Linked DNA regions of Homo sapiens: all the other regions are linked to region 1. Evidence: chromatin loops called from intact Hi-C (ENCODE). Cell type or tissue: mammary epithelial cell. All regions are shown on one strand. Region 1 overlaps DDX10 (DEAD-box helicase 10). Region 2 has its middle 85 kb from the start of C11orf87. Region 3 has its middle 130 kb from the start of LINC02715. Region 4 has its middle 30 kb from the start of LINC02715. Region 5 has its middle 120 kb from the start of LINC02715. Region 6 overlaps DDX10 (DEAD-box helicase 10). Region 7 overlaps C11orf87 (chromosome 11 open reading frame 87).

Region 1 (4,000 bases):
GACCAGCATGAAAGAAGGGAGAGAACAGTATAATAATGAAAGACTATTTAAAAATAGGATTTATGAATTAGTGGGTTCAAAAATAAGTCTTTTAATTGCAATTAATGATGTAGTTTTAAACAAGCAATGCAGTTAGGATTAGGTTTTGTATATGATACTGTACATTTAGACAAACTTGTTTTTAGAACTTTCTTTCTTCTTGGAACTAACTAAAATGGGACATGGGTAGAATAGTTGCCTGTTCTCCATTTTTATGAGGGGGTAGATGGTGCCTCATTGGTCTTTAATGTATTGAGTACATGGTTTTTGTTTTGTTCTGTTTTGTTTTTTTTGAGACAGAGTGTCGCTCTGTCACCCAGGCTGGAGTGCAGTGGCACAATCTCAGCTCACTGCAACCTCCGCCTCCCGGGTTCAAGTGATTCTCCTGCCTCAGCCTCCCAAGTAGCTGGGACTATAGGCGCGTGCCACCACACCTGCCTAATTTTTGTATTTTTAGTAGAGATGGCGTTTCACCATGTTGGCCAGGTTGGTTTTGAACTCCTGACCTCAAGTGATCCGCCCGCCTCAGCCTCCCAAAGTGTTGGGATTACAGGTGTGAGCCACAGTGCCCGGCGAGTACCTGTTTTGATTGTCATTCATAGTGAGTATTTTGGAAAGTCATCAGTGGTGGTTGGTGGAATGACCTTCTCCACTGTTATTCTCCTCAGTAAATGTGTAGTTGTGTAAATTTTTACATGTACCTGTGCACATATCTGCATTCTGTGCTCCTGTGGGCCTCTGGATAGGCAGGGTTGGATATGGTATCTCACAAGTGCATTGGGCCAGGGGTGTAGGCGCTTTTTATTTTTATTTTTTCTTTTCCTTTTCGATATCTTTAATATAGTGTATTCTTTAATGTGATTATTTTCATATGTATTACATTCTTTTTAGATGTGCCAGTGGTATTGATGGGGACAGGGCAGACTGATTCATAAATAGAATACATTTAGCAGTAAAATTCTCCCTATATGAAGATTATTGGACATGTCAATATAAATCAGGAAAAGATTCTAGAGGGGGGAATATTTCAAGGTTCTTGGTTCCTAGAGAAGTTGTTGAAAATTTTATGTAGTTGAACATGCCGTGGTGAACATTAAATTGGGTCTTAATGACTGAGGAGATGAAGAGGAGTTAGAACAACATCACATTATTGTGTCTGAAGAGAGAGAATACTAATCTGAAAAAAATGTTTTAATGTAATTTTTAGTATGGTCGTTAACTTTTAAAGCACAAGCCTGTTTGACCTTTTGTAACCAATTAAAAGTATTTTTACTTGACTATTTTAGATGTATAGTATGTGGAAAGGTTTAGCATATATAATGCTTTTTTTTTTTTTTTTTTCTGGCAGTTTAAAACTTGCCAATAATGGGCTTAAAGATAATTAGAAAGTTTTGTGGGCCATGAGACTGAATAATTGAATTGAATAAAGGCTAAATTAAAATTAGAATCTAATTAAAATCCTGTGTATTTGGCTGTAATTAAGACCAAGTTGCCAGATAGTGTTTGCTTTTGCAATTGAACTATAATATATCGATATAGGAAAACAAATTCATTAGCAAAATAGCTAAGATTTGGGGAATCTTTTTTTCTTTCCATATTTTAGCTAAAAAAGTGATTTGGGTACTTTTGTCTTGAAGTACCTAATTCTGTATTAATTAATTTTACCTTTCTAAATTCCTTTTGATCTATAGCAGTTGAGAAATTTCCCTGTATTTTCCTTAACCAGCACACCCCTTTTAACAAAATGATCTCCTTTAGAGATAAGTGAGGCCAGGTATATGAATATAGTTTTATAATGCTCTATCCTGTGATACATTCTGTCACTTTAAAAAGCAATTCTCTTTAGGGCTTATAGTTCTTTTGGTACAAAACCAAGCTCTTCCAGTTTTTATAAAAATGTCCAGTTGAAAGTAGAAAATATTTGGGAATGGAAAATAGACATCAGATATTCTCAACTTTAAAAAATGTTTTTATTTGGGGAGGGTAGGGGAGGGTTGTGGGTAGAAGATGGGCATTTATATATAACTATTTTTTTCCCCCAGAATAGTAGAAGATAAAATAATTTCAGCAATATTCTAATTTAGCCTTATGTGCCTGGCTACATTTTGTGGCGCTCAGAAATTCTGTAACATAAGGAGCAGAATGTGATTCCACTAGGGGACAGCAGAGGCCAAACCTTAGCATTGCACACTCACTGGCAGCAGCTTAGATCTTAGAAAAGAGGAAGATGGCCACTAGTTAAAATCTGTAATAACTTCTGAAGAGTTCATGGCTGGTTGTGGGAGAATACTGGTACTTTATGGAATAGCTAATGAGAATTTTTTAATAGTGTCTTTAATTGGTTTGTGAATTGAAATAATAAAAGTAAAAAGACAGTTTTCATGAGCATTAACTTTCCAAGGCTTACCATGTGTACCTTAGATATAAGATAGGAGCAATCTTTGTTAGTGAAAATGATTTCTTTAATTCCTTTAGCTTACATTTGTGAAGGTCTGCAGTCTGCTCCTCGTAGATAGTGGCTGATGCTTCTTTACGTGACCTGCTTTTGTTGGTATCTATGATTTAAAGGTTGCATAAAAGGTCACAGCAAATTTATTTTGCATCTTGAAGCAATGAGGAGCTGGGGGAGAGTATAGCCAGTATGGCTGTAGGAGTAGATAAGGAGGGCTGATATTTCTTAGGAGTCTATTTCCCAGGTACCCTTGGGAGTATTTCTTAGGAGTCTGTTTCCCAGGCACCCCTTAGGAATAGGGGTGCCCCCACTTTATTCTCCTGTCTAGTCAATACAGCAGGCACAGTGTTCCTTCTAAAACATAAGTCGGATTATATCACTCCTCTGATGGCATACCATTTCACTCAGAGTGAAAGCCAATGACCCCCTGGGCCTAAACTATTCATCCGTTTCCCCCCAGTTTGCTAGTATTCTCCCCTTGTTCTCTATGCTCCGTACTGGTCTTGCTGTTTCTTTTATGTGCCAGGCGTGCTTTTGCCCGTAGGGCCTTTATACTGGTGCTGTCTCTTTTCTGCTGGAATGCATTTTCCTCAAGTATCCACATGGCTGTCTTCCTCACCCTCCCCAACCACTCCTTTTAACCCTGCTTGACATTCCTTTCTCCAAAGTCCTTTATCACCTTCAAATATACTGGAGTATTTACTTAGTATATTTTTACATTGCTTTCACCTTGATTGTAAGTTCCATAAAGGCAGCAATGTTTGTCTAGTATATTGATGTACCCTAAGTGCTTAGAACAGGACCTGACATGTAGTAGACTACATTTGAGATAGTGATTCAGACTCATGAATCAGATCTTACCTAATATGTTAATTATTTATTGTTGTATAACAAATTGACCCATGGCTTGGTGGTTTAAAGCAATAACCATTTATTATCGCAGCAACCATTTATCTTGTAGCTTCTGTGGGTCAGGTACCCAGTGTGGTTCATCTGGGTCCTCTGGCTCTCAGTCTATCACAAGGCTGTAATGAAGGTGTCAGATGGTACTTTAAGGTTCAGCTAGGGTTGCATTCATTCTCAGATTTATTCACATGGTTGTTTCCAGATTCATTTCCTCCTCTGCTGTTGGTCAGAGGCATCTCTCAGTTCCTTTTCATCTGGTCTTCTTCACAGGATAGCCACAACATGGTAACTGACCTCATCAGAGAGGGCAAATGACAGCTGAGGGAGAGAAAGATGAAGCAGTAATGTCTTTCATGACCTAGACTTGGAAGTCACAGTCCATCTTTCCTGTAACATCCTGGGGTTGCATGTCAGTTCTGTTCCTTGTAGGGGGACTACACAAGGGTGTCAATACCAGGAGGTGCAGATTATTGGGAGTTGTTTTATAAGCTGCCTACCACACCCAACGTCAAATTTTACCTCTGATTTCAAGGATAAAAACAATCCTGAGGTAGAAGTGAAACAAGAAGAGGTGTGGGATCTCCACTATAGCTCCCTGGTTAT
Region 2 (4,000 bases), 640 kb after region 1:
GCTAATGTCTCTTGACTTTTTGGAAGGGTTGGGAGGTCTCTTATCCACTATCTTTCTTCCTGTAGTTTCATTGTTTCTGTCTACAATATAATCTAACCATTTATCTTCATCACTCTTGGCCATTTGTTTTAAGTCTTCAGGATCATGGTGTAATTTGCTTCTTCTCATTTTTCATAGGATGTGTCCCCTTGCTTGCCAGCATCCTTCGATTTTGGAATTATAAATCACAGTCTGAAAACGTGTTCTTTGATACCATCTATTTAATCAGCAACAACATTTTCCATATCTTTTTTCCCCGACCTGAAATGTGACCTTCAACAGGAAGAAAACACATGACCTACGCTTCTAGTCCTTCAGGAATGGATGCGTTGTATGTGTTCTTTTGACTAGTGTCATCCACTTAGTTTTAATTGAGTTTGACCTGTATCCTCTGGGTTACTTTTGTCTTTCTGAAGAAAATACATGAACATTGAAGGTGGGGAATATTGTTTTCTAACTTTTTTTTCTTTTTTCTTTTCCCTCAGAATGGTTAGCACAAATGTGGGCATAAGGGTAGCATTTAATACTAACTGGGTAACTCATTTGCTTTTTCTTATCCTTTTTCATTTGCTTTTTCTTATTTTTTCTAGCAAAGTGTTGAGGAGTAGATCAACATGTGTTAGTCAGAGGGCTCTTTGAAAAGCCCTGGTTAGGTGTTAATGATGTTCAGAATTTATGAGGATGTAAGTCAATTCATATCTTAGGCCACTAAGGAATTTCAGACAATTTTATTGAAAGGATCCAGATTATGACAGTTGTTTTTCCACTGAGTAGACTGCAGTTACTGGAGGATACCCATATTGGACTCAGGAATCTCTGAGATTCCCCTAATGTCAATATTGGTGCAAGCTATCCTCAAGGGGAGGACTTGGGTTCTGGTGATGATTTCCAGAGATACACTTTGCTTAAATCGAATGCCCATGTGCATATGCTAGAATGTTGAAAACCAGCACAGTGCCTCATTTGGAAAAAAAAAGGCACCCGTAACTGAGTGGCTCTAACTGATACCCCTCATTTATACAAGATCTTCTTATTTGTTGGTCAGATACTAGAGTTGAAGAAATTGAGTTTCTTTTATTAAGCTTTCACAAAATTTGTAAATTTCTCTGAGCATGTCTTATTTTCCTGGAGAAAATTCCTGACTGAAGTGTAAACATTAAGGCAAAGACTTCCTAGTTGAAATGCTTGATTTCTGAGAAATTATGTTCAAATTTTAGTGAACATAATATGATTTCAGTCTTACAACAGTGTGGAATAAGTACAGGCAAATTATTGATTTCTTGATTTTTTAGTGCACATTTTGGCTATGAACTGTTTCTAGGTAATAAGAGAAGGTAGTCAGAACAAATATTACCAAATTAAGAATTAGTAGTTTCAGACACCCAATATATTTATGTGCTTGAAATTTCGTAGTTATGACAGAAATTTTTAAGTCATAGCTAATGTTATTGTGTATTATAGAAGTACACAATGAAATGGATATTATATTAGGCTAACCATATTCTAAGTTCTTTTTTCTAGAAAATGGTTTATACCATGGTTCTGTTCATGAAACTAATTGTTATTGAGTACCTTAGAAGTTTAAACACTATAATAGCTAATTTTGATGATACAAAGAAATATGATTTGAGACCTCCTTCCATGGGTCTTATAATAAATCTAGTAGGGATGATAAAACCAGTGCAAATGTAATGAATAGTTGTCATTATTTTTGACTTTCTATAATCCAAACACTCTTCCTTTGCTCAGGGAATTTTTTACCTCATGAGTCTTTGTGGGAGATACGGCCTCTCTCCTCTCTCTCTCTCTCTCTCTCTATCTCTATCTAGGATATGAATATTCCAGATACTTACCTAGCCAACCTTGCACTGAGGGCATGACCATGTTCTCTGGTCCCTGCTAATCAGGTGCAACCACTCTGGACAGAAAGATTCAGGGTTGATGAATTTGCTCTGGCGATTGTTCTCATAAGGTTGAATTATTCAGGAAACAGTGCAACTAGCAAGTTAGCATCTGTGACATGTGTCAGCAGTGTCTGTGGGTCAAGGCACAATCCCTGGATGTTTGCGGCAGCAGCAGTGATGGATATACTCCCCAGAGCAGTTCTGTAGCCTGAGTCTTGGCATTATTTTTGGTTGCTTATCCCCAGGCGTGATTCTTCAGCCTTCCTGGAAATTCTATTATCTCTACTTAATTCTTCTTAAATAGTTATTCTGCTTAAACCGTTTAAGAGTTAGTTTTTTATTTCTTAATGCAGAATCTTAGTGATAGTGTGTGTGTGTGTGTGTGTGTGTGTAATTAAGTTTGCTTAAAGTACCATAGGAATGGTAGAAAGATGAGATTACTTCTGGATGGGGCCCTTTCAATGGGTTATCTACCTTGCACGTGATTACCTACTATAATATCAATCTTGAAAGGTTGAGTAGTCTATGCTAGCGCTTCTAGGTAAAATTATAACTTTATAATGTGTCAACAGTAAAGTTCTACAAAATCTTGTTTAATTTACAAATTAAAATGCTTTCGATTTAGACCTACTTGGGCATAAGAAATTTTATACATTGATTACACTATAAACCATATATATATAAAACATTATATATATCATTATATAAACATACTGTATATGTGTGTGTGTGTATATATATATCCCTACAATAAACCTGGAGAATTGGTTAGCTTGATTAATGTAGAGAATAAAGTCAGATTAATTCAAGTTTAAAATAATACAAGCTACTGCCAGGCCTGAATTCACCAGTCTCTATTTTGACCAAGTATGTAGTACAGTTGCCAATGTTCCATGTTCCTTTTATTTAAGCCACCTTGGTCTAGTAGAAATCTGAGGCATGGACAGATAGACTAAATCTTCTGAAGTTGCTGGGCTGAGTTTACCACACTTCACTGGTGATAAAGAATGCCAAAATAAACATTCCTGTTAAGTAATAGTTTTTGTGCTCTAGAAGGCAAGATCAACTCTATCTTCCAGACATGTCAATCCAGCTGCAGTTACGCATACATATTTGGGGTTCTGTAGTGCAGTCTTCTTCCCTACAATACTGTTTGACCACTATAAGCATCCACTCTAGAGTACAGGTCTTATTAGCAGCTTGAAGGAAGGTTTACAGTCAGTAATCAAATAAAGGCATATTCTTCTCCAGTTCCACATTCTCATCCCCACCATTGGACTTTCCCAGGGTTTAGAATTAATTCAAACCATGTATTTAGACATATTTCCCGTATGTCTTACGCACATTTATCAATGGATTTAGGTTCAGCAGTTGTTTTAGAGCATTTGCCTTGCGTCTAGGAGGAATTGAAGGCTTAGTACTCAAATACTCTTTTCCCATGTGTCAGTCTGAGTAAGATCAGCCTTTACAGAGATTGTGTTAAGCTCCTTTGGAGGCTGCTGGCTCTACTTATAGTTAGGGACTTCCAAGTGCATTTGTTAAACAATTATTATGAAACTCTATCACCTTCCCTTCTGTAACTCTTCCCTAAAATGCCCTTAACAGAAACATTTCTACCATGCAACTCAGAAAATGCATCATCTCTTTAAACAGGTGTTGATCTGGCTCACTGTTTGTGTTGTTTTAATTTGGTTTGGTATTTTATATTGTAGCTTGAATAATTTTTGAGGATAGATAATGTTTGTGCTTTACCATAGAATATGTCTTTTACCTGTACAACCTTATTGAAAGAGGAGCTATTCTAAATTTTACACCTTGGACATGGATTCACAAATAAGGTAATTGATTTTTTGGTAATTAATTTCAATTCAATGCAATTGAAATCAATTGATAACTAATTTTTAAAACAAATCATCATATCCTATACATATTAATATGGTTTTATTTCATTTTCTTAATACTCTATGTTATGGGCTGAATGTGTCTCCCAAAATTTATATGTTGAAGCCCTAACTCCCATTATGATAGTATCTGGAGGTGAGGCTTTTGAAAGGTAA
Region 3 (4,000 bases), 1.0 Mb after region 1:
TGTCCAGCTCATAAAAGTGAGTGAGGCCCCAGTACATGAGAGAGGCAGAGAGCCTGCCTCTGTGACTCATCTTTCCACTGGGAATCTGAGCAACTTGGACTGCAAGAGCGCACTTTGTTTCCCTCAAGCCCCAGAGCTAACTTAAGGAGACAGCTGGAAGTACTGAGGGGAAAAGACACTGAGAAAAGCTGTAGGCATTTTTTCAGACCCCAGACCAAGAACAGGGTGCCATTTTTAATCCAGGCACGTACAAAGTCAGACATTCTTTGGTGACCTGGCAGCCTGGCCATGCAGGCATTTTAGTCTTGGGCCAGAGATTGGAGCACTTGTTTTGGCATGCAGTAGGGGCCTCCATAGCCAGAACTGTGGGAAGTGCCTCAGCAGTAGGTGCTGGAATTCTGCTCTCCCCCATCATAGACTGGGGATGAGAGGAGAGCTACTACAGCTGCAGTTTCTCTGGAAAATGAGACTTGTAGCTAGGGCTAGCTTGGCAACCTGAAACTGGGCTGCATGTGTCATTGCTGTGTCATTCCCAGCCTGTTCCCCTGAGATTGTGGTACAGTGGGGCCCTCTCCGCTCCACCCTCAGGCAGAACTCCAGGCATTCAGAGCACATGCTTGCCTGGACTAGCCCTCTGAATCACCCCACCCTTCCTGGACGTAAATCATGGTGCAGTGAGGCCCTCTCTGTTTCATACTCAGGCAGATATCAAGTCATTTAGAGCAGCCGCTCTCATGGAATATCAACCTGAGGCACCCCACCCTTCCTGGGCAGAGGTTCTGGTGCAGTGGAGATCTCTCTGTTCCATTTTCAGGCTGAACTCCAAGCATTTGGATCACCCACTGACTAGGTTGGCAGCTTTGGCTGCCCCACCCTTCCTGTGCACAGATTGTGATACAGTGGGGCTTTCTCCACTCCCATGCCCAGGCAGATCTCCAGGCAGTCAGAGCACCCATTCAAAAGGATCAGTAGCTTAAGCCACACTCCCCTTCCTGTGCAGAGATTATGGTGAAGTGGGGCCCTCTCTGCTCTACACTCAGGCAGATCTCCAGGAATTCTTAGCACCCACTCACCTGAATTGGCAACCTGAGGTAGCACACCCTTCCCGCGCAGAGACTGGGTGAAGCAGGGCCCTCTCCACCCCACACCCAGGCATATCTCCAGGAAGACCAGGACTTCCAGCCTGAGACACTCCACCTTTTCTCTGCAGAGACTGTGGTACACTCCATGACCAGACAGATCTCTAGGCACCTGGAGAACCTACTCTCCTGGATTAGGAGTTTAGGCCACCAATCTCCTGCACCCCCACCCTTGCAATGAACTTTAGGTTGAGGAAGTTTCCCAGCTCCATGCTTAGGCACATCTTTGGATGTTTTGTGGCAAGCCACTGGATTCTCCCAGTGCTGGTGCTTGTGCCTGCCACTGGGGGACTTGCAGGTGGGCCTGCTTGGTCTGGCCCAGCCAATCATGCTCCCAGCACTCCCGGGGCTGAGCAGGGAGCTGAGACCACTCTGCATTTCATGGATTAGTCCATTGCCTGAAGCAACAGAGAGCTTCTCCCAGTAAGCAAGGATGAAGCATATACCTAGCCTAGCTGGCTGCAGCTGGCTCTTACCCTTAAGCGCCATCTACTGGCTCATAGGTTATACTACACAGTCCAATATAAAACTTGCTAAAAGTCCAGAGGGCTATAGAAGCACAGCCAAATGACCCTACCCAGGATTCTCTACACTCTAAACCCCCTTGGGGGTAGGAGGAGGGAAAGAAGAAAAAATAATATTATAGAGAAAGAAATAAGAAGAAAAAATGCTACCCTCATGAAAATAATTACAAAAATTAGAAGTGCCAGCATCTCCCGATGAGAAGGAACTAGCACAAGAATTCTGGCATCACGAAAAATATGAACTTATTGGCATCACCAAAGGATAACACTAGCTCTCCATTGATGGGCTCTAACCAAAATGGAAATTCAGAATTGACACAAATAATTCAAAGCACAGATTTCAAGGAAGTTCAATGAGATCCAAGACAAGGATGAAAATCAACACAAAGAAATTTCCAAATCAATCCAAAAAATGAAAGAAGAGGTAAATATATTAAAATGAAATCAATCGGAGCTTCTAGTGTTAAAAAACTCACTAAATTTTTCAAAATACAATTGAAAGCTTTATCAATAGACTGGACTAAGAAGAAGAAAGAATTCCAGAGCTTGAAGACTAGTCTTTTGAACTAACCCAAGAAAAAGTAAACAACCTGAAAAATATATTTGAGGGAATAATTTAAGAAAATTTCCTTAATCTTCCTAGTGAAGGAGATATCCAGATACAAGAAATCCTGAGAACACCTGCAAGATACTGTACAAAACAAACATCACTAAGACAAATAGTGACCAGACTGTCCTAGGTCAATGTTAAAGAAAAATGTCTTAATAGTAGCTAGAGAAAAAGGTCAGATAAGATACCAAGGAAACCCCATTAGGCTAACAGCAGACTTCTCAGCCAAAACCTTACAAGCCAGGAGAGATTAGGGGTCTATATTCAGCATTCTTTAACCAAAGAAATTTCTAGTCAAGAATTTCATATCCCACCAAACTAAGCTTTCTAAGAGAAAGAGACATAAAATCTGTTCCAGACAAGCAAGCACTAAGTGAATTTGTCACCATTAGACCAGCCTCATAAGAGATCCTTAAGGAAGTTCTAAACATGCAAATGAAAGAATGATACCTGCTACCACAAAAACACACTTAAGCCACCAACATAGTTGACACCCCATTAAGCAAGTACACAGTAGAAACTACAAAGCAACCAGCAAACAACTTCATGATAGGATCAAAACCTCACATATCCATATTAACCTTGAATGTAAATGATTTAAACACCCCATTAAAATGGCACAGAGTGCCAAACTGGATTTAAAAGGAAAAAAGACCCATCCATTTGCTCTTTTCAAGAGACATATCTCACATGTAAGGACACACATAGGCTCAAAGTAAAGGGTTAAAGAAATATCTATCAAAAAATGGAAGAAAAAGGAGCGGAGGTCACTAGTCTTATATCAGATAAAACAGACATTAAACCAACAACAGCAAAAAAAAAAAAAAAAAAGACAAGAGCATTACATAATGATAAATGGTTCAATTTTACAAAAAGACTTAACTATCCTAAATACGTACAAACCCAACATTGGAGCACCCAAATTCATAAAACAAGTACTTCTAAACCTATGAAAGATTGAGACAGCCACACAATAATAGTAGGGGAACTACAACACTTAACTAACGGTATTAGACAGATCATTGAGGCAGAAAACTAACAAAGAAATCCTGGACTTAAACTCAAAACTTGACCAATTAGACTTAATAGAAGTCTACAGAATACTCCACCCAATAACCACAAAATACACATTCTTCTAATTTGCACACAGAACATACTCTAAGATTTTCCACATACTTAATAAACCAAGTCTCAATAAATTTAAAAAAAATGAAATCATGCCAATCATAGTCTCAGAAAACAGTACAATAAAAATAAAAATAAATACCCAGCAGATCCCTTAAAAAACACAATATTCCATGGAAATTTAAAAATGTGCCCCCAAATGATTTTGGGATAAAAATATTAAAGTAGAAATTTAAAAATTATTTGAAATAAATAAAAATGGAGATACAACATATCAAAATCTCTGGGATGCAGTAAAAGTGTTAAAAGGAAAGTTTATAGTGCTAAATGCCTATCTCAAAAAGTTAGAAAGATTTTTAAAAACCTAACATCATACCTAGAGTAACTAGAAAAACAAGAAAAAACTAACCCCATAGCTAGCAGAAGAAAATAGTCAAAATCAGAGTAGAACTGAAAGAAACTAAGACCAAAAAAATCTATACAAAGAATCAATGAAACAAAAAGTTTATTCTTGTAAAGAATAAACAAGATTAATAGACTCTTAACTAGACTAATAAAAGAGAGAGAGAGAAAGATCCAAAGAAACACAACCAGAAATACAA
Region 4 (4,000 bases), 1.2 Mb after region 1:
ATACTAATATAAGGTATTGACATTTGCATTTTTGTTAAGTATTTTCACTGACTTGGCTTTAAATCATTTCCTTAACTGGCCTATTACTTTTGGGTGCTGGTCCCACTCAGCTTTTTTTGCTGAAATGAGGAGTGTGTGTGATGATTAATTTTATGAATCAACTCAACTGGGCTAAGGGAGTGTTGGCTAAACAATATTTATGGGTGTGTCTTTGAAGATATTTCTGGAAGAGATGAGCATTTGAATAGGCAGACTGAGTAAAGATCACTCTCACCAATGTTAATGGGCATCATCCAATCCACTGAAGTCCTGAATAGAACCAAAAGGTGAATAAAGGATGAATTTATTTTATCTGAAACATGAAAGCTCCTGGTTCCCAGGCCTGTGAACCTGAGACTTACACCAGCAGCCTGGCCTGGTTCCCAGGCATTTGAACTCCACCTGAATTACATCACCAGCTTTCATGGTGGTCCAGCTTGCAGACAGCAGATCGTGGGACTTCTCAGCTTCCATAATTGTATGAGTCCATTTCTACAATAAAGCTCCTCTAATTTCTACAATGGGGATATAAATGAAGCAGTGAGAAGGATGAGGATGTGGGGCCAGTTCTATCAGGTTCACATCTTAATAGCAATGTGATCCTAGGCAAGTTGCTTAAATACCTATTTCCCCCTCTGTGAATTGGGGAAATAACACCGCTTTTTCAAAAGCATGTTATCTATCTAAAGCACCTAGCCAAATTTAGCGCTCAGGATATTTGCCAATTGTTAGTTTCTTTCTCATAACTATCCAATAAATCAAGTAATTTTTTAAACCTACTGTGGCTTAATTCTTAGTACTCTCTTTCCCAGACAAAGGATAAAGAGTTCTAAAACATATCTAAATTTGTTTATTATGTGATCTTAAATAACTAATGTGATTTTTTTTAAATATTGCATGCTATTTTCAACTCTAGCTTTTATACCAAAAGAGGCCATGGGTGATTCTGAAACACAGAAATCCTCATCTCTACTTCTAAACCAAGAGGCTGATAATATGTTAATCCATGCTTTTATCAGGGATTAGAAGAAAACGAGTCACAAAAACTGCAAAGACTGATATATACTAAGTCCAGTAAAAATTGAAGTGTAATAAATACTGTTATATTTTTGTTACATGAATCATGTATGGGAACTGTCTGTATCCATGAAAAATTTTGAAATTTCTCTCTAATATATTCCTCCCACAACAACCCCCTCCCCTCAAATTGATGTCAATAACATTCCAGATGAAGTTTATCCTTTTATTAAATACACATCAGCAAATAAAGAAATACTTTTTGAGAAGTGCAACAACAACACCCCTTAAATGAAATAGCACTGATGCTTTTCAATGTTCCCAATAGTACATGCATTAAAACAGTATAGCTCTCTATAGGGAAGAAATACATCTTAAGTAATTCACTGCAATAAGAAAATGTAACTTCAGCAAACTACATATTTTATGGTCATCATTGTTTTGGGGATTTTTTTCTCTGTTTCCTATAATTAGCTGGGTGATTTTCTAGCTGATGTAATAAGCATGATTCTATTCAAGTTGCCCTTGTAAATTTACCGTAATTCCATTACCTCCCATCAGGCGGAGACATAGCTCTAGAAACCAGAAAGTTAAACAGCAAAGACATCTTAAAGTACTTCTTTTAGTTGCTTCCTATATGAATAGTTACTATACTCAGTTATGGATATTTGTCTCCTCAAGAAGAGCAATGAAATGTACATTCACAGAAAGACAAAATCTGGCAATACATGTGTCTGGAAGACGCTCAGGTCATTCGGTCACCACTTCAGTGACTTAACACAACTTTCTGTATCTTGGGGTCTTCATTTTTATCATTCTCGCCTGCCAAGGCTCAAAATATTGCTGCTTATAGAATGGTGGTGTCTCCTTAGAGAAAATATAGCATGTAAATAAATGCCCATTCTTTATTCCCTTATCTATCTACCTTTTTTTAGAGTCAAAACAAATTCTGTTCCCATAAAATCTTCCTTAATTACATTCACCACATTTTGCTTTCTCCTGATTTTGGTGTTTTATTAATTTCTCAAAGAACTGAAAATAGAACTGCCATTTTATCCAGCAATCCCACTACTGGGTATCTACCCAAAGGGAAAATAAATAATTATATAAAATTCTACCTGCATTCATATGTTTATCACAGCACTATTCACAACAGTAAAGTCATGGAATCAACCTAAAAGTCCATCACTGGATGATTGCATTAAAAAAATGTGATAAATCATGGACTACTACTTAGCCATAAAAAAAAAAATCATGACTTTTGTGGCAACATGGGTGGAACTAGAGGCCATTATCTTACGTAAAATAACTCAGAAACAGAAAGTCAAACACCACATGTTTTCCTTTATAAGTGGGGGCTAAATAATGTGTACACCTAACATACAGAGTAGAATAATAGACACTGGAAACTCTAAAAGGTGGGAAATTCAGTGGCGGGTGAGGGATGAAAAATTACCTACGGGGTACAAGGTATACCTATTTAGGTGATGATTATACTAAAAGCCCAGACTTTACCACTACATAATGCACCATGTAACAAAATTGCACTTATACCCCCTAAATCTATAAAAAGAAAAATAAAATAAATAAAAAATAAATGCTTTGTTGTCCTTTCAACAACTTTTACAGTATCTTCATAGGAACGGAGGATGCAGTGAGCCAAGATCACACCACTGCACTCCAGCCTGGGCAACAAGAGTGAAACTCCTTCTCAAAAAAAAAAAAAAAAGAAGAAAGAAAGAAGCCACGTTCTTTGTACATCCATAAGAAGCAACTCTTCATTCATTGAAGTTGTATCATGAGATTGCAGCAATTCAGTCACATCTTCAGGCTCCACTTCTACTTCTAGCTTTCTTGCTATTCGCACCACTTTTGCTGTTACTTCCTCCACTGAAATCTTGAAGCCCTCAAACTCATCCATGAGGATTGGAGTCAACTTCTGCCTAACTCCTGTTAATGTGCATTTTTGACCTTCTTCCATAAACCATGAATGTCCTTAATGTCATCTAGAATGATGAATCCTTTCCAGAAGATTTTCAGTCTACTTTGCCCAGATCCATGAGATGAATTGCTATCTAAGGCAGCTCTAGCCTCATGAAATATATTGCTTAAATAATAAGACTTGAAAGTCAAAATGACTCCTTGATTCAAGCAAAATGGATGCTTGGTTAGCAGGTGTAAAAACACCATTAATCTTCTTGTACATGTTCATCAGAACTCCTGGATTACTAAAATATTACTCAATGAGCAGTAATACTTTGAAAGGCATCTTTTTTCCTGAGTAGTAGGTCTCAATGGAGGCATTAAAATATTTAGTAAGCCATGCTTTAAACAGATGTGCTGTCATCTGGACTTTGTTGTTTTATTGATAGAGCATAACAATTTTTAAGGGCCCTAGGATTTTCAGAATACTAAATGAGCATTGGCTTCAACTAAGTCACCAGCTGCATTAGCCTCTAACAAGAAAAGCAGCATGTCTTTTGCAGCTATGAGGCCAGGCATTGACTTCTCCTCTCTAGCTGTGGAAGTCCTAGATGGCATCACCTTCCAATAGAAGGCTGTTTTGTCTACATTGCAAATCTGTTGTTTAGTAGCTACCTTCATCAGTGATCTTAGCTAGATCTTCTGGATAACTTGCTGCAGCTTCTACATCAGCACTTGCTGCTTCACCTTGCACTTTTAAGTTACAGAGATGGCTTCTTTCCTTAAACCTCATGAACCAAGCTCTGTTAGCTTCAAACTTTTCTTCTTCAGCTTCCTTACCTCTCTCAGCCTTCATAGAATTCAAGAGAGTCTGGGCCTTACTCCAAATTGGGTTTTGGAAGGCCCAGACTGACTGCTCCACAGAACAGCTTTTTCCCCATCTCTTTCCATCTATGCCCCTTTCCTCAGGCCTCCCTACTTCCTGAGACACAGAAATATTTGTGGCTGATTTGATCTTCTA
Region 5 (4,000 bases), 1.2 Mb after region 1:
AAAATGGGAGTGAAAATCAATTAATTCAAGTATTTATTCAGTATATATTTATTAAAATATAATTCATGAGAACATAGTCTATCTGGGGCAGTAGGTATAAGCACCAAAGTAAAGGCAGAATATGACAAGAGCTATGCCAGAGGCATGAACACGGTGCCATGGAAAAGAACAACCGATTTCCAGCTGGGAAAAAGATTTCTAGCTGGGAAATAGATTTCTTGGAAGAGATAGATTAAGCTTAGGTTTGTAGGTTGGGGAAAGAATATTCCAGGCAAAAGTGTTCAGCCTTTCTTAACTGTAGTTTAAAATATAAAAGAATTTATTTTAACAAGGATGTTTGTCAATTAATTAAATGGTGGTCAAATAACAATACAAGAAAAATCAAATATTCTTTCAATGTTTTGTTTCTGTAAATAACACCTCCACCCACCCAGTTGCTCATCCTAAAGTTCATCCTTGACACCCTCTTTCCGTATCCCCAGTCTGCTCTCAGTCACCAAGGCCCACTCAATCTAACTCCCAAATGTCTCTCAAATATGCCAATTGTTTATGATACCCATTGCCACCACCCAAAGCCTCCTCTTTCTCCTGAACTGCTGACATAGCCACCTAATCAATCTCCCAGATCCACTCTTGCTGCCTTCAAGCCACTTTCCATACTGAAATAACAGGTCTCTTTCATAAAATGCAAGTCATATCAACCCTTGTCTTAAAACCCTCTAGTGGCCTCCCATTGTCCTTAAACACAGTGGGCTATAGTTTTTTCTTCTTTATATGGTTCTTGGGTTTTTTAATAAGTAAACTTAATTTTGTAAATACACAAGTTGTTTGGAAGTCAGTGAGTAACAGTGCAAAGATCCTATAATTTAAAGGCAAAGGACCTAGGTTCATGTCAAAGTTCCATCACTTAAAAGATGTATGACCTTGGGAAAGTTACTTAGCCTTTCTAATTTTTTTCTCATCAGTAAAATGGGTGTAATAACGATCCCCATATAACATATTGGTACAAAGAATAAATGAAATAATATATGTAAAAAAATTCTGCAACCTATAACCCATTATGCAAATGTTGCATAGTAACAATATCATCACCTAATAAGAAACATCTGCTAGCAGGTAAATGAAGAAAGCATTACTTAGGACATGAAAGAGTTAGCATGAACTAATAGTTGGGAAAAGCCCAAGTCCAAATACAGAAAAAAAAAATTTAATGAATTACTTTTAATATGCAGGAGATAAAGGAGTTCAAGACAGTGTAAAAAACGAGCCAAATGCTAAATATTTAAGGAGTGAGCAACATGAAAGATTAATCACTTACTTCTAAAGAACCTGAGATTGTACTATATTTTTTCTTCTTAATTTTTTTTATTTTACACCTTATTTGGAATATAGCACACTATTACTGATATTTTTTAATTACTTGTAAATATTTCAATATTATCGTCAGTATTGTGGGCAGGTGAGTATTATTTTTCTTTGAATGGGCTATTTTAAAACATTTACTGCATTGCTGACTATAATTTAATAATGCCTGAAGACAGATTTTTTTTCCTACAGGACTAATCCCCAATTCAATAATGAAATTCAGCAGGAAAATTTAGGGTTGCTTTAATGGAAATTAATTTTATGGCTTATAAAGAAAACAGAAATGCATTTACCTCATCAAACAAGAGACAAGTGTACTTGGAAAACCTTTTCTCCATGTGACATGAATACCAAGCAGGTTGAATTGATGAAGCAGCATTTAGCTAACCATGCTACTTTTCCTCTTTTATATTCTCTCTGCCTTTAATTCAGGTAACAGTGGAAAGCTGGAACTTGGCCATTTTCCTGCACAGTCCCCTTATGCAGAACCTTTTTCCGCTGAGGTGAAGGAATTCCTCTGCTGCCATCTAGTGCTTCTTAGAAAGACCTTTGCCAGTTTTAGTCAGATGGGTTGGTTTATATTTAGCTCCAAGTGTGGGATGGAGGGAAATGGGGGTGGGAATGGCAGAAAACTAAAACTTTTTTAGACTTTTTTTTTAAATCTATTGCATTAATTAGTAAGAGATTCTGAGTCACAGAGAACATTTATGGGCTTCTGAGCTAAATGTTTTATTTGCCTTTTTATATGAGCTACTTGAATACTGTATAAAGACTTGACAGAATTTCAAGTTCAAAAGATTGATGAGAGAGGTTGGGGTGAGCAGCCTCTCATTTCTTAAATTGTTCCATATAAGCATTTTTTAATGTACTGACATTCATAAAGCTGCTCAATCCAGAAGCCTGGGAGTCATCTTTGACATTTTCTTCTCCCTCATGGCTCCATCATCCATCCAACACAATAACACACACACAATAACACACAAACACAAATACACACACAAACTCTAAAAACGGTGGATTCCAGCTCCTAAAAGTCTCTCAAATCCATCAACTTCCTCGATTACCATTGACATTACACATGATATAACCTAAACATACTCATTAACATGAATTGGAATCATCCTTTACCCTCCTAATTTATCTCCTCATATCTAATATTCATGCAGCAACCAGAAATAACTTTGTTTAAAAAAAAACAAATGAAAAAATAAATTTGATCTATTGAAGTCCTGCTTAATATTCTTCAGTGATTTTTCTTTGATTTTAAGATAAATTCCAGACATTTTAACATAACCTAAAAATCTTTATGTGATCTGACCTCTGCCCAGATGATCTCCTGCCATTCTCCATCCATCCCTGTGTCACTGACACCAATCCTCTCTATTTATCCAAAGGACTAATCTTCTTATAGCCTCGGGGCCTTTGAACATGCTGTGCCCTGTGTCTATTCTGCATTCTGTCTTCTCACTAATCACAAGCCATCTTTATACTTTGTTACTTAATATCTATTTCTAGGCCAGGTGGGATGGCTCACACCTGTAATCCCAGCACTTTGGGAGGCTGAGGTGGGCAGATCGCTTGAGGTCAGGAGTTCAAAATCAGCCAGGTCAACATGGTGAAACCCTGTCTCTACTAAAAACACAAAAATTAGCCAGGCATGGTGGCTCACACCTGTAATCTCAGCTGCTACTTGGGAGGCTGAGGCAGGAGAATTGTTTGAACCCAGAAGGTGAAGGTTGCAGTGAGCCAAGATCGCACAACTGAGCTCCAGCCTGGGAGACAGAGTGAGACTCCAGCTCCAAAAAAAAAAAAAAACCCTATCTCTAAGCTCAAATTTTAAAGCCTATGAAGTCAGGTAACAAGTCTGTCTTATTCATTTCTATATTCAGGCCAAGATTGGCAATTAGTAAAAAATTTGCTAAATGAGTTAAAGAATTCATTATTGCCTCCTATAATTTTCGATTATTTTAAACAAGCTTCTTGCCTAAAGAGTAAGCTCCTCAAGGCAAACAGTCATCAAATTCTAATAAGACCTAAGGTTGGAGACAGTGGCAGAGATGACTCAGACATGACTTGACAACGTAGTGGTGATAGAGCATGTAAACAAGTAACTGTAATACAACATTCAGAAGCGCCATGACACGCAATCTGCACACGTTTCTTTGAAAACAAGGAGGAGGAAGGGTTCATTCAGCTTAGCTGAATCCGGGCAGACATGGAAAAGAAGGTAAAATTTAAGCTGAAGTTTTGACGAACAAGGAAGAGTTCACAAGTAGCAAATCGGTGAAGGATGACTAAGGGGGTAAAGAAGGATGGCTAAGGGGGTAAAGTCAGAGACATGAGAAATAAACAATGGTATAGTGTAGGAAAAGGATGGACAAATGTCTTTTTCTCCACGGGAACCTCCATCCCAGTTAATTAAATGCATAAATAGACATTTAATCAACACTTGTGATTTGACTTTTGGAGAATGGTGAGAAATGTGGGAGTAACAATATTTATGGTATCTTGGCAAAGTCAGAATAAGAGACTAAATAGAACTAGCTTTCTTCCATCTTTAATATTCAACAACATTGAAACAATTGTACTTGATACTACTCTAAGGAAATGCCAATAAAAACATCATTGCCTGAGC
Region 6 (4,000 bases), 170 kb after region 1:
AAACCCTAGAGATAGCCTTCACTTCTTTCATTCTTATACTCCACCACAATTTATTAGTAAATCCTATTTGACTTTATCTTAAAAGTAGATGAGAAAATTTGGTGAAGTCCATATAACATCTGGAGTTTAGTTAATAGTAATATACCAGTGTTGGTTTCTTGGTTGGGAGAAATGGACTATAAAATTACAATAGGAGAAATCTGCGTAAGGGGTATATGGGAATTCTGTACTATCTTTGAAAGTTTCTTGTAAATCTACAGTTATTTAAAAATAAAAACTTTATTAAAAATAGATCCAGAGTTTAACCACTTTTTAACACTCCTGCTATCCCTATCATCCAAGTCACCATAATCTGTAACATGAATTACTAATTGTAACAGTCTTCTAACTAGTCTGCTAGTCTTCTTTCTCTTATCCTCCCACTCTTCTATCCCCAGTTTATTCTGAATTATAGTGGCCAGAATGAGCCTTTAAAAGTAAGTCGCATATTATAATTCTGTTCAGACCCCCATCCTTTAAGAGTTTCCCTGTCTACTTTGTCACAAAAGCTACAAAGTTCACATGTGATCTAGCTTCCAGCTCCTTCTCTGGTCTTATTTCCCACTGTTCTGTCACTAACTCTCTTAACTTTAGACTGTCTAATTACTCCTCAAATGCACTAAGCAGATTCTGGCCTTCGCTCTTGGTATCACCACATAGCTATGTGATTTGTTTCCTTACTGTCTCCAGATTTCTGCTAAAACATAACTTTACTAGAGAAGCATTCACTGATTTCCTGATGCAAAATAGCAACCTCCTCTTATCCTGTATTCTCTTACCTTGATATATTTTTCTCCATAGTACTTCTCTCTACCAGGCAATATATAAATACATACTAGTTTGTTGTTGCTTGTTTTTACTGTCACTAGAATGGGAAACTCAGAACAGGGACTTTGTTCTGTTCACTGCTGAATCACCAGTGCCTAGACCGATACGAACAAACAGTAGGTACTGAGTATTTATCGAGTGAAAGAAGCAGTAACTCTTTAATACAGTTTCTTGTTTTCACTGTGACACTTCCAAAATAGTGTCAAAATTGAAGAATTATAGCATATTGTTTATTGAAAGGCATAATAACTCTAGGGATGTTTCAGAATCCTTTCAGAGGCAGAACAGTAAAACAAAATAAAGAGGGGGAGGGCTAGAAAGCAATGTTACTGGACCCAGATAGATATTAGCACACATGGACAATCTCTAATTATACACTTTGTGTCCAAGTTCATATGTAAACTGGAGCATTTTTTTTTTCTCCATAGAAAAGATGTTCTATACTGTGGTTGATTTCCATTATCACTTAGGCTGCCCATGTACCATACAAGCATGACACTTAGGTGAGTGAAAGGGGTTGCAGTGACTAATTGTACCAAAACAACTGTCCTGGGCAAACCCAGGTATGATCACTTTAATTATAACTCAAAGATGCCTTCAGCTTCTATGGGAAAGGGCATCCTGCCCTCTGCTGGGGGCTTGGAACTCTGGAACACATAAGCTCCTGCTGGTAGAAAAATCTGAATTATAATGTAATGCCTCATTGCATTTGATTCATCCCCTTTTCTTTCCAGCATACTCTACTGGTCACCCTAGCAGTGAGAAAAGAAAGAAATATCTTTTCCTTCCACTGCTCTAGAATTAAAAACAAATTTCAGCTCTGCTTCCTTTGTACCCATCCATTTGCCCACACCCCAACTCCATCCTCCTCCTTACCAGTCCCACGAATTTAAGAAATTGAGCTTTGGGCTGGGCGCGTTGGCTCACGCCTCAATCCCAGCACTTTGGCAGGCCGAGGTGGGTGTATCACCTGAGGTAGGGGGTTCTGAGACCAGCCTGACCAACATGGAGAAACCCCATCTCTACTAAAAATACAAAACTAGCCGGGAGTGGTGTCACATGCCTGTAATGCCAGATACTCGGGAGGCTGAGGCAGGAGAATCGCTTGAACCGTGGAGGTGGAGGTTGTGGTGAGCCAAGTTCATGCCATTGCACTCCAGCCTGGGCCACAAGAGCGAAATTCTGCCTCAAAAAAAAAAAATTAAGCTTTGATAGGGTGAATGCCTCCACCTTGTTTATGTATAAAGGAGTTTCAGTGAGTTACAAAGAAATTTAAGTTAACAAATGATTGCATTGCTAGTAGCAATTTACAAAAATGACATTCATTGCGACATTCTGAATTTGCCTTATGAGTTAACTATCTTGCAGTAATCTTGATTCTTACTTTTGTTCTGTATGTTTTTAAACTCATCTTCTCAGTTGTTTCTGTGGATACCAAACAATGGTACAATATTATATCAAGATAAATCACAAATACATAGAAGAGATTGATGACTAATTGTATTCAAAGTCAATTTTACATAATTAATTTTCCATTAAGTCGTTATTTGCATTGAATATCCTTTAAGATCATTGTGTTCTATCTTCCTGTCTATAAAACAAGCATTTTCTTTACTATGTTTGGCTATTTCAGAGAAAAGCAAATTGATACAAGCATAAAATACTTAAGAAAACAGCCCTCATTCCCTTGAAATTAGCACTTATGTAAGTTTGTGTAGGGGGGTGGAAGGATGCGGGTGTAGTTTATAAAAAGTATTTTAAGTTCCACAAAATCAGGGATACTTTGAGATAATATTCTCCCCAGGTTTAGACAGCTTTGGTTTGCAAAACAAACTTGTTTTAACAGCAAAAATAGGAGTCCATTTTGGTTCAGTGTGCTAGCTTCTCAACTGACTTTTATTATTTCTGGCACTAGTATCATTTGTTTCTTTTAGAAGAGTTTGTAAGTGAATTGTGGCACCCAGTGGGATGTGTGTTTGTGTTTGAATTTGTGAAAATATTTGATAATATTTCTCTATAGCAGTGTTTTTTGGTGCAGATACAAATATGTTTTCTTAAAAATATGGATGCTAATTTCCGTTCCCCCCCCCTCCCATTTCCCTTTCTCTCACGGTCATTCTCTTTCCCTTCCATTCTTTCACTTTCCCACTCCTCCCACCTCTTCTGCTCTCATCTTATAAAGACTTCTGAAAACTAGGAATTACCCTCGTTAAATATGGGCTGTGTTGTGACTTGAGATCAGGAGCCACTGCTCAGGAGGAGGCCTGGAATAAAATCTGTGAGTGTTTATAGAATAAACATCATGGGCATAATTCATATTTAAATCATCCTGAGTGCTCACACAATTGTGTATGACTGTCACATGAATCAGTGCAAGATCAGCAAATTTTGCATTGTCATCTTGTGTTAGGGTAATATGGTATTTAAATTTGGACTAAGTGGCCCTTTTATTAGAGTAAAAAATTGAGTCATGGTATATTGTTTTTCCAGGTGGGTAGACAAGGATGTCTTAATTGTCTGAAGGTCAAGTTTGAGAAAAACTTGACATTTTGTCCATAAGTAGGATGATATTTATCAAAAATGAGTATGTTGCCTCTGTCCCCTTGGGAACAAAAGTTACAATCTATTCTCTTTCTTCCTTTTCACTGTCAGCTTTAGATCTACAGACGTGTTATGCCTGATAGTTCAGAGAAAGATGTTTTTGAATGACTAAACAACCCCTTTATTATATGAGTAAGCCATTATAGGATTGTTTTCCCCTCCTAATCTGTGGTTATCTTTGTCTTGTAACATTGTTCTGCCTGTCCCAAGCAAGAAACCTTTTATCCTTCCGAGAACACCTTCTTTTGGACAAATTCTTTTGTGGTTTGCATCTTCTCTTTTTTCCTTATAAAGAATCTCAAATTTCTTTCATAAAACCTCTTCCCAGAGAGGTTAAATGACTGATTGTCCAAGAAGGAGAATTCAGACTTAAGGCCCTCTGACATACATGTACACTGTCTAGGCATTTTGTTTGAACCAGAACATCCCTCAAATGTTTTATTTGCAATACAAAGCTACTTATGAGAAAGTTTAGATGTCATTATAGTTTTTTTACAGCACAGACTGTAAATCACCAATCCCAAGTAAATTA
Region 7 (4,000 bases), 730 kb after region 1:
CCTCCTGTTTGGACACAGCTGGCGAGGGCCTTTTGCAAACGGTGGTACTGTCCTGATCGTCTAGCCCCTCTCGTTCCCCGTCCTCGTTTCCAGCATCTTTGCCACCCTTGCTTTTTTCCTTCTTCCTTCCTTTTCCATTTTCCTCTGGCCCCTCTTTCCTCTTCCTGGTTTCCTTACCTGCCCTCCCCTTACTCTTGTTTCTCCTCCGCCGAGGCACTGTGCGGTATTTGTAAATATTGGGCGAGGAAAGTCTCGGAAGAAGAAATAACGCTGATAATAATACTTTATTAATATTTATAGTAATTATTATAATACTAATAACACAATCCAAGCGCATGACAAATCACATAATTTCTAACTGTCAATGGAGGATGCATCTTCCCATTCCACCCCGCGCTCCCCTCAATTAGGAGGAGAAACCGCACAAGCTACCAAATATATAAAAGGCATTGATTCCCGGAGCAAAGGGAGGGGAGGGGGCCCGGTAATGTACATAGCTGTCAAGTTAAGATTTAGTTTCCTTCCTTCCCCTCTGACCCCTAAGCTTTCACTTTTCCTTTAGCTTCCCTTTCCTCCCCATTCCCACCCTCAGCCGGGCTCAGGCAATAGTATATTATAAAGAAAATGTCTACATTAAGCACCAGGACTGCAAGAGGCCATAGAGAATAGTCCCCGGAAAGTGTTTATGACAGGTACCCCTCGCCAGTCCGCCCATTTCTCACCCTTTGGTTAACCATTACATTTTCCAGGACAGAGCATTTAATTTACTTTTTAAAATGACCCTCGCTGGCCGAGCATAAGTACGTTAAAATCTTTAAATGAGTTTTTTTTAAAAAGCTAACGCTTTCATTCCCTGCCCCGCCCCCACCCGTACACCTTTGACTTGTGACATTTTCAGGATTTACAAAGGATCTGGGAGCTGTCCAGCCAGGTCTGGTGCTGAAGTCGCCTCACCGTTCTGATTACTTCCTCTAGTTGTGAAGGCAGAGGAGGGGCTGTTTTGGAAAGTGACTATTCTGGCTTTTGGTTGGGTTCTTTCTTCTTTTTCTACAATCGAGTTAGCGTGTACTATTGGTTTTCTTATTATTAAACATTGCATAAGTTACCTTTTTTGTAAAAAAAAAAAAGTATTAGGTGATGTGCAGTACTGAAAGTGCAGTATCTAACCAACTAGAACGTTTGTTTTATTTTTAGAACAAGTGCACCTTTGTTATATATTTAGTATATTGGTACCAAATACAGAAAAAAACTATAGTTCTGTACTATGTCCTCCAAACTGTATATTATTGTTCTTAATTTCCAGCTGTTGATATAATGGTTACCACTGGATGAGAAATTCAGTGGTGCAGACCTGGCTTCTGCTGTTTCCAGAAGTGTTCTTTTGTACCTTATTCTGTAGTAGACTGTTATAAAAAGATGACACACACGCTTTATTTTTTCTTTTGCAAATAATAGAAAAAACACAACCACAGAAACAAACAAATAATGGATGTGCAAGAATGCCATCTATTAAAAACATGGTTAATATTTAAACAGTGCCTGTAGTTCTCCCTGCATGCAGTTACCACCTGGAGGCAGTGGTGTGTGTGCTTGCTTGTACTGTATGTGGTTGGGGATGAGACTGGTGGGGATGTTGGGCAATTTGGATGATAAGACATGCGAATTTCAAGAAAAGCTAGATCCAGTAATTACTTATAGGATACAAATGTTTGCAGCTTGTTTGTTTAGTTACAAATCTGTGCCTGCAGCAAAAGAAAGGCTCTCTTTCTCAGTCTGTCCTAACTTCACTGAACATACAAAAATACTGAGAAAAAAAGAAAGTGAGAAAATAAGATAAATATTTTATTATTTTCTAATGCCAGACAAGGCCATCTATGTTAGAAATGGAAGTAGTCTATAGTTATTTACCACCTTGTTTCCTTTGGTTGAATGACAGAAGAAGCCAGAAGCATATTACAATATTAATTATATGCAGTGACATCTCTTCTTGGAAATCAAGCCTTTGACAGCTATTCAAATTTTTGGAAAATGTATGAATGAAAGTGATCTGCAAAAAGCTCTACCAAGAGAGTCCTTACTATCCTGCAGGGTGTAAGGCAACAGTGCCCCTATGAGCATCCCTCTCCCAAGCAACTCATTGTTCTAAATTGTCTACTTGGTCCAGACATATGTGCTCTTATCCAGAGGAAACATTACCTCTAATATTTTTGGTCATCTATTAAATTGCCCAAGCTCAGTTTGCATCTTTTATAAAAATAATTTAATAAACTTAATTTTAATCACCCATAAGATAATCACCTTTCCTGAAGCACAGAAGATCATCATTGAAGCATGCCATCTTGTAATATTAGGAAGACCAGGTATAATCTTTGGGTACAATATATTAAACAATGAACCAGTTTTTCTCCAGTGCCTTAGTCACTTCCTAGTAATAGGTAAAAGAGTGCATTAACTCCCTCAGGCCACTAGGGAATCCTGTAGTGCATCAGAGTTCTACACTGTACATCAGAATGACTAAGGCACTGTGAAGAAGAAAGTCCATTGATTTTTGTAGCTTACCCTCATCCAGTGGTAGCTCTTTAATACCTTATTACAGAATGACTTTTGGACTTGAAATTTGAATAGAATCAGGGTCCCAGAAGGGAGCTTCATCATTTCCAATGAGCTCCAATAAGTGCATGGATATTACTTTCTTTCCCTTATTTGGTGCACTTTCTACAGCGAATAATTTCCCATTTTATTAAAGCAATAAGATGTTCTGTTGTGAGCAGTGCTGGATAACGATTCCATTTTCTTGGTGCTGAAGCTACGCATATGTTCTTGCCTTATGAATCATAGTATATTCAAGGCATGCAATAATAATCCCCTTCCAAGGAGCAGCCTGTACACTCTGTGGGGGTAATTATGAAATTGTCCTACATCATTTCTCCCCAAAGGAATGCAAGGAGCAAGAGAAATAAAAGCATTATGTATATTGTAAAACAAATGATCTCAATACCTCTCAACGTGGGCACACATCTGTAATACACTTTTATTGTGCAACTTTAAATGTGTGTGCCTTTCTCCATTAATTGACTGTAGTTTAATATTTTTAATAGTGCTCTGTGTAAAGATGATGCAGTTTGTGAGTCAGATTTCATACTGAGCTTAATATACTCAAAACCTAAGCTTCCAGTGGTATTACTTGTGATTTTTTTATGAGATAGAGAATTACATGAAATTCTAGTAATCCAGTTTCCACACAAAATTATTTCAATAAGCACATATCCAAGCAATTTGTACAGACCTTGTTTAAAGCACTGCTTCTTATAGGGCTCAATTGGCAGTCTCAGGAGCTTGGGATGCTACCAACAGGGCATTTAGGTTTTCATTTTTATGAAACAAAAGGCAATCTGGAAATAGCTAAATTTATTTTAAGGATTTTATTCACTGATGTCCCGTCAAACTAAATGCTTCAAACCCCTATAGCTACAGCTTAACTTCTGCACTTGCTATTCAGTATTAATAAGGTGGCATGCTTGATTCTTATTGTTTTTAAAAATGAGAAAATTTGGAGAGAGAATACTATTATGTCAACGGTACAAGACTCTGAATCTTGAAGATGTAGATGGATATAATATTTAGACTTTATATACACCCATAGATATGTATTTATATATGCATACGTTTTGTATAAATTTACAATTGACTTTTTGTATTCTCTTTTCTGTCATTACAAGAATGAGATGGAAACCAAAATAGTTGTTCCATCCTCTTACCCAAAGAGGATACTGAAAAGTCCGGTATGTGCATGCACTTGTTTCTCTGGGGTCAAATCTGAATGACTTTCTCTTTAATAATGAAAGGGGAGAGTCCTGGTTAGCTTGGAAAATTGGTAATTAGATAAGCTTCCTTTCCTAGGTTAGTGACTCAAATGTAGCAATGATAATAAAGTTATGACCATATCAATGTGGTCTAAATATCTAGATGGAAAGCAAAAATATCCAGAAGAGGTTTAGGG

Evidence for each region. A loop is a pair of places that touch in the nucleus more often than their neighbours do. Peaks named below come from ENCODE experiments on the same cell type or tissue, not always from the same donor. Only the 100,000 strongest peaks of a DNase experiment are listed, where the experiment ranks them.
Region 2: a loop joins it to region 1, with 8 times the contacts of the local background. A loop is called at or near these places in 2 of 110 quality-filtered maps.
Region 3: it touches region 1 in a loop (17-fold over the local background); 38 of 110 quality-filtered maps call a loop at or near these places.
Region 4: a loop joins it to region 1, with 10 times the contacts of the local background. A loop is called at or near these places in 31 of 110 quality-filtered maps.
Region 5: it touches region 1 in a loop (34-fold over the local background); 51 of 110 quality-filtered maps call a loop at or near these places.
Region 6: a loop joins it to region 1, with 23 times the contacts of the local background. A loop is called at or near these places in 51 of 110 quality-filtered maps.
Region 7: a loop joins it to region 1, with 5 times the contacts of the local background. A loop is called at or near these places in 4 of 110 quality-filtered maps.

What each region holds. Positions count from the first base shown.
Region 1 is chr11:108,695,863-108,699,862 of GRCh38, forward strand. The region is part of intron 9 of DDX10 (DEAD-box helicase 10); the gene reads left to right. It overlaps LOC124902750 (a long non-coding RNA gene), which reads right to left. Exons shown (of 3, transcript XR_007062881.1): 3 at 3,645-3,715. Among named protein-coding and RNA genes, the nearest start is that of DDX10, 33 kb to the left of the region's middle. In mammary epithelial cell, a CTCF peak has its summit at 2,200 (motif pointing right); DNase peaks (open chromatin) are centred at 2,209 and 3,289; H3K27ac peaks cover 1,584 bases.
Region 2 is chr11:109,335,403-109,339,402 of GRCh38, forward strand. No RefSeq gene overlaps it. Among named protein-coding and RNA genes, the nearest start is that of C11orf87, 85 kb to the right of the region's middle. In mammary epithelial cell, no CTCF peak of the experiment used is centred here; no DNase peak of the experiment used is centred here.
Region 3 is chr11:109,695,801-109,699,800 of GRCh38, forward strand. No RefSeq gene overlaps it. Among named protein-coding and RNA genes, the nearest start is that of LINC02715, 130 kb to the right of the region's middle. In mammary epithelial cell, CTCF peaks have their summits at 697 and 1,628 (motif pointing left); DNase peaks (open chromatin) are centred at 91, 621 and 1,541; H3K27ac peaks cover 1,639 bases.
Region 4 is chr11:109,851,757-109,855,756 of GRCh38, forward strand. No RefSeq gene overlaps it. Among named protein-coding and RNA genes, the nearest start is that of LINC02715, 30 kb to the left of the region's middle. In mammary epithelial cell, a CTCF peak has its summit at 1,616; a DNase peak (open chromatin) is centred at 1,615.
Region 5 is chr11:109,937,494-109,941,493 of GRCh38, forward strand. No RefSeq gene overlaps it. Among named protein-coding and RNA genes, the nearest start is that of LINC02715, 120 kb to the left of the region's middle. In mammary epithelial cell, a CTCF peak has its summit at 1,890 (motif pointing left); DNase peaks (open chromatin) are centred at 1,878 and 3,448.
Region 6 is chr11:108,869,873-108,873,872 of GRCh38, forward strand. All of the region lies in intron 16 of DDX10 (DEAD-box helicase 10), which reads left to right. Among named protein-coding and RNA genes, the nearest start is that of DDX10, 210 kb to the left of the region's middle. In mammary epithelial cell, a CTCF peak has its summit at 1,503 (motif pointing left); DNase peaks (open chromatin) are centred at 1,449 and 3,139; H3K27ac peaks cover 605 bases.
Region 7 is chr11:109,424,172-109,428,171 of GRCh38, forward strand. C11orf87 (chromosome 11 open reading frame 87) reads left to right here. Exons shown (of 2, transcript NM_207645.4): 2 at 1-4,000. The coding sequence ends at 56. Among named protein-coding and RNA genes, the nearest start is that of C11orf87, 4.0 kb to the left of the region's middle. In mammary epithelial cell, CTCF peaks have their summits at 1,573 and 2,473; no DNase peak of the experiment used is centred here; H3K4me3 peaks cover 41 bases; H3K27me3 peaks cover 262 bases.